Linked DNA regions of Homo sapiens: region 1 is linked to region 2. The links are chromatin loops, found by intact Hi-C in ENCODE. Cell type or tissue: chondrocyte. All regions are shown on one strand. Links, peaks and the distances in the headings refer to the core of each region. The heading gives the core; the rest is flanking DNA. Region 1 has its middle 44 kb from the start of PRDM11. Region 2 overlaps CD82 (CD82 molecule).

Evidence for each region. Hi-C counts contacts between places; a loop is a spot of excess contacts. Peaks named below come from ENCODE experiments on the same cell type or tissue, not always from the same donor. Only the 100,000 strongest peaks of a DNase experiment are listed, where the experiment ranks them.
Region 1: a loop joins it to region 2, with 7 times the contacts of the local background. A loop is called at or near these places in 42 of 110 quality-filtered maps.

Annotation. Positions count from the first base shown.
Region 1 is chr11:45,101,494-45,104,392 of GRCh38, forward strand. It overlaps a transcript of PRDM11 not described here. Among named protein-coding and RNA genes, the nearest start is that of PRDM11, 44 kb to the right of the region's middle. RefSeq lists enhancers at 1-230, 231-769 and a silencer at 1,565-1,859. In chondrocyte, for the core only: CTCF peaks have their summits at 1,793 (motif pointing left) and 2,042; no DNase peak of the experiment used is centred there.
Region 2 is chr11:44,619,988-44,622,886 of GRCh38, forward strand. CD82 (CD82 molecule) reads left to right here. Exons shown (of 10, transcript NM_002231.4): 10 at 1-371. Among named protein-coding and RNA genes, the nearest start is that of CD82-AS1, 16 kb to the left of the region's middle. In chondrocyte, for the core only: a CTCF peak has its summit at 1,331 (motif pointing right); DNase peaks (open chromatin) are centred at 524 and 1,324.

The sequences.
Region 1 (2,899 bases), core at 236-2,735, 480 kb after region 2:
TGCAGTGAGGTGAGATTGCACTACTGCACTGCAGCCTGGGTGACAGAGCAACACTCTGTCTCAAAAAAAAAAAAAAGAAGAAGAAGAAGAAGAAGAAGAAGAAGAAGGCGTTCAGGGCTCAGAGCTAGAGGCTGAGCAGAGGAAGAAGAAGGCGTTCAGGGCTCAGAGCTGGAGGCTGAGCGGAGGAAGAAGAAGGCGTTCAGGGCTCAGAGCTGGAGGCTGAGCGGAGGAAGAAGAAGGCGTTCAGGGCTCAGAGCTGGAGGCTGAGCGGAGGAAGAAGAAGGCGTTCAGGGCTCAGAGCTGGAGGCTGAGCGGAGGAAGAAGAAGGCGTTCAGGGCTCAGAGCTGGAGGCTGAGCGGAGGAAGAAGAAGGCGTTCAGGGCTCAGAGCTGGAGGCTGAGCGGAGGAAGAAGAAGGCGTTCAGGGCTCAGAGCTGGAGGCTGAGCGGAGGAAGAAGAAGGCGTTCAGGGCTCAGAGCTGGAGGCTGAGCGGAGGAAGAAGAAGGCGTTCAGGGCTCAGAGCTGGAGGCTGAGCGGAGGAAGAAGAAGGCGTTCAGGGCTCAGAGCTGGAGGCTGAGCGGAGGAAGAAGAAGGCGTTCAGGGCTCAGAGCTGGAGGCTGAGCGGAGGAAGAAGAAGGCGTTCAGGGCTCAGAGCTGGAGGCTGAGCGGAGGAAGAAGAAGGCGTTCAGGGCTCAGAGCTGGAGGCTGAGCGGAGGAAGAAGAAGGCGTTCAGGGCTCAGAGCTGGAGGCTGAGCGGAGGAAGAAGAAGGCGTTCAGGGCTCAGAGCTGGAGGCTGAGCAGAGTCACAGGCTCTTTGCCGAAAGCCTGTGTGACCTGGGCCGATGTGTGTTTAATGATCCCCAAAGGCTCTTCCTGTCTTAGTTTCTGGAAAGCTGGCTTTCCCGGGGAGATGCTAGCTGGACACAGATGAGGAAAGACTAAAGTTCAGCCTTGCAGCACTCCCTGGGGCCGGCATGAGGGGAAGCACCCCAGCTGGGGCCCCAACACTGCCCTCTGCAATCCAGCCACTCCCAGGAAGGGAGTAGAAGAGCAATAACGTCTTCTGTGGGAGCCTCCTTCACACCGTGCCACAGCCTCCTTCCCCCATACCACCCCAGTCCATTAGGTCCAGCCCCCCTTGCACCGTGCCACAGCCTCCTTCCCCCCTGCCATCCCAGTCCATTAGGTCCAGATGACCTGTGACACACACCCTGGGCCCCCAGCCCTGTGCTGGCCGCCCTGGTGGATGCTGGAAACGCCAGGCGAGCCTCTGGCCACAGAAGGTGGTGCCTGGCCCATTGCACAGGGGCAGCCAAGGTAATCAGTTCAATGCCAGAGCAGTCAGGGAAGGCTTCCTGGGAATGGCAGCAATTGGGCTGGGCTTGCCAAGCTGATTAGTGTGAACTGGTCGACCGAGGAAGGGAGAGCAGGCCTGATGTACAGAAGAGCAGATGCAGAGAGACAGGCAGGACTGTTTACCCTGGAGGGGGAAGGCCCACTCACTGTGTGGGCAGGAAGCTGACTCAGAGTGTGATGAGAGTAACAGAGAACCCAAGTCTCTCTACTCCCAGCCCAGTGCTCATATAATCGTGAGCCCTAGCCTTGCATTTTCATTCTCTTGTCTGGTCATCACTGGACAGTTGCCTCTGCCATGTCTACTGGACAGGACTCAGGATGGTCACCAGCAGCTTTCCCCTGCATCCCTCCCCAAAGCCCAGAAACCCTGACCACCCCGCCGGGCCTGCCTCCTCCCCGGCCTTGGAGCCCAACCTGGACTCTGCAGTTGGTCCTTTGGCGCCATCTGATGGTAGACATATGAAACTACAGCAAATGGGGGGACTGGTGAAGGAGGAAAAGTTGGAGGAGGAAGAGGAGGAAGATGAGAGGGAGATGAGGAAAGAGGAAGAGGAAATAACTTGTATAGCCTATATGGATCACCATGTGCTTTGGTAGAGACAGAAAAATCTAGGCCCTACCGTTTTGCAGCTTTGTGACTTTGAGCAGTTCACAGTTCCTCCCTGAGCCTCAGTTTCCCCATCTGTAAAACCAGGAAAAATAACCCAAACTTAAGTGTTAACCTTTGGCAGGGTATTGACCAAGAGGGAGCTTGAGGGGGCCTTTGAGGGTGTCAGAAATACTTCTGTCTTGATGGTCACACGGTTTTAAAAAGTCATTGAGTTGTACACAAAGTTTGTGTACTTTACTGTATATATAATATATACATTATATGTAATACTATATATAGTATATATAATATAAACATATAATATATAACATATATATTATATATAAATTATATATATAAAAATTATACCTCAACAAGAAAGGAAGCAATAACACTAATCTACCTTTAACGGTGAAAACCAAGAGAAATCATGTAAGAAAGGGGCTTAGCTCAGGGCCTGGCACCAAGTCAGGATGCATTGAGGGCGATGGTTATCCCTGCTGTCACTCAGCACTTTCAAATATAGCTGTGCTTTATTTTGCAATGACCCTGTAAGTTGACTTACTTTTTATAGCTGAGGGATTGAGGCTTGGTGAAAACTTGCTCTAGATGATCTAATTCCGTGCCCTAGACTTTTTCGCCTGGGCATAGCCCTCAAGCTAGGATAGGCTGAGCAGGGCCCAGGGCAACAGAGCTGTGTGGACAGGCTAGCCCTCAAGGGCCACTGCACCTGGCAAAGCACAAGACCAAAATGTTGTCCACTTGTTCCCAGGAGACCTGGCTCTTCCAGGTGATGAGGCACCAGAGGAACTTCTCTCAAGAAAGCAGGCATCAGCTGGCCAGAAGGAGTAAGGGCAGAAGAAGGCAGCAGGGCAGCACAGGGCACAGGGCTGGACAGGCAGATCTGGGTCTGAATTCAGGATCCTCTGGATGAAAGGGGGCAAGCTGCTTCTCAT
Region 2 (2,899 bases), core at 135-2,634:
CTAGACAGCTCAGATTAGCCTAGGCCATGCCCTAGGGACACGGCCTAGGGGAGCTGGGCTGGAGGGGGTCTGCCTGGGTAAGGGGATCTGGCTTGGCCCTGAGCTGCTTAGGGACAGGTGAGTCCTTGGGGGCATGGCACAGAGCTGGTCCTGTATTCTCCAGGGTCCGGAGCTGGCCAGGGGCGGGGAGGAGGAGGATGGCTTCTCCTGGGAGAAGGTGGGCTGGCCTTTCTTGGCAAGCGGTCCTCTGGCCCCTGGGGAGTGGGGTGGGTGAGGCTGTGCCTTGTAGGGGGAGAGGGGAGGGGGCTTTGTGTGCACCATTCTGTAAAACACACTCAAGATTCTAAGACTATTAAAGAGGATTTATAACAGTCTAGTCTGGAATGGTAGGGATGCTGCTTCCTGGGGCAGGGGAGGACCCAGGGCAGAGGGTGTGAGCAGAGTGGCTGGGTCTGCTGGAGACTGCTGGACCCCTCACTGCTCTGCCCTCCCCGCAGGCATCTGCTTCTGCAGCCTGAACCTTAGGACCGTGATGGGCCAGGCTCTGATGGGCCTGCCTGCATGCCGGGGTGCCTGGAGTTTGATTTGGTGCTAAGAGAGGTATAGATTGTACCTCTCAATTCCTGCTTCTGAAACTAGGGTATGGGTGCCCCCAGAAGCTGCACAAAAGTGGGCTGGTGATGGGGGACAGGGAAGCCACAGGATAAACTTGGCATCGCTTTCTAGAGCATCCGTTTCTGCAAAGATTTGTGGAAGGAAACATTTTCATACTAAAGAAATGTGATGGAGTAAGATGTGCAGAATTCAGGGGACTTTTTAAGATGAAATGTGAGACTTTGGGAGGCTGAGGCAGGTGGATCACTTGAGGTCAGGAGTTCGAGTCCAACCTGGCCAACATGGTGAAACCCCATCTCTCCAAAAAATACAGAAATTAGCCGAGTGTGGTGGTGCACGCCTGTAATGCCAGCTACTCAGGAGGCTGAGAAAGGAGAATTGCTTGAACCCGGGGGATGGAGGTTGCAGTGAGCCAAGATTGTGCCACTGCACTTCAGCCTGGGCAACAGAGCGAGAATCTGTCAAAAAAGAAGAAAGGAAGAAAAAGAAAACGACAGAGAGAGAGAGAGAAAAAGAAAAAGAAGCTTGCTCTTACTTGTGCACGGCTCTGACGACTGAGCCCCAGCATGCCCCTTGCCCGGCGTCATGAAGTCCAGAGGGCACTTGCCCCACCTTCTCTCATTTCTGGAGCCAGTGGGGAGGGGAACTCTTGCCTCCCTGCAGTGGGGCCAGGCGGGGCGGCGGCTAGAGTGGTGTTTCAGCAGGGACCACCAGGCGGCGCTGCAGCCTCAGCCTAGGAGCCCGGCAGAGCCCAAAGGTTCCGTGGTTACTCCCAGTTTCGCCAACGCGGGGCCTGCCAGCGTCCCACTCCAGTGGAAGCACTTGTGAAAATGCAGATTCCAAGGCTCAAGGATTCTGGCGCTGCAGATCTAGGGTGGGGACAAGGAATCTGCCTATTTGCACCCCTTTGCGTTGATTCCGGAAGATTTTCAGACCTGGAGTAATGTCTGTCCCAAGCCACGTGATGACCTCTCAGCGAATGTGGCAGCTGAGGAGGTGTCAGCGGTGGGGTCGGCTGTGGGTCCCTCTGTGGCCTTGGTCGCCTCCCTCTGGGATGGGGGCAGGAGAGGAAAATGTCGATGGTTCCACCTGGCCTGACTTCCCTGGCCCCCCACAGCTTCCACCCTCAGGAAGGGTAGCAGAGAGCTGTTGGGTGTCTTTTCATAAATGCTTTCTCACTGGGAGCAAGGGGACCTGAGTTTGAGTCCAGCTGCATCTCCATCTTCCTGTGCGACACGGGGCCTGGCAGGCTGAGGGTGGGCTCAAAGCTGTTTGCAAAATAGAGGACTGAGAAAACGTCAGAAGTTAGCGAAGGGGTGGGCTGCTTCCTCTGACACGTCCATCCTGCCCAGAGCTCACAGCTGGAAGGGGCCAGAGCCAGGATTTGAACCCCACGTATCTGACTTCAAAGACCATCCTCCTGGCTCCACTGGCTCCTGCCCTTCCAGATTTCCCAGAACAGCCCCAGGACGTGTGTAGTGTGAGGCTCTGACCCTCGCTTTTGTGAAATCTGGTCACTGTGAGCTCTGAGCCTGCTGGGTTCCTCATTTCAACCTCCTGGGGAGCACCCAGTTTCAGCAACCCACTTACTCCCAGCCTGTGAGGTTTTGGGAGGGAGGGAACATAGACCCATGTCTAACACTCAGAATCGTCCCTGCAGCCACTAATCTGTCCCATGCCCATCTGGGGCTTCCACACCTTCCAGCTGCCCTCCCTGGGCCCTCTGTGGGCTGCCATCTCTCCTGCCAAGGGCCCTGACAGGCCCAAAGGACTGGCACATGGGTACCATGTGGAGGAGAGTACAAGGGTGCTCCTTGGCAGTGCCCACCCACAGCTCCCTGGGGCAGCCAGGAAGAATGGCTGGAGCAAAGGGTTGCTCTTTGGGCTCCCGTGGGAGGTTAGAGACAGTGCCTAGGATGTGTTCAGGGAGCTGGACTTTGGGGGGCACTGATTGGCATGGCCACTGACCAATAGGTATGGAAGTCAGGCCTGAGCTGGAATGGGATCCTTACGTATGGATTGGCGGGAGGTGCAGGAGCTCTGAGAGATTGAGCTGGGGGGGAATTTTCAACTGGTGTGGAAATATTTCTCCATTTTATTCATAATAACTGGTATGGCTGGCTGGGTGAGTACTGGTGAATGGCAGCCTGATACATGTGCACATACATGCATGCACTCTCTCACACGCACACACTCGAGGCCCTGAAGGCCCCTGAGGGCTCAGTCCATTCCCAGCTGGGAGGAACCCTAGCTCTTCTTCCCTGAGACTAAGCCATGGGTGGCC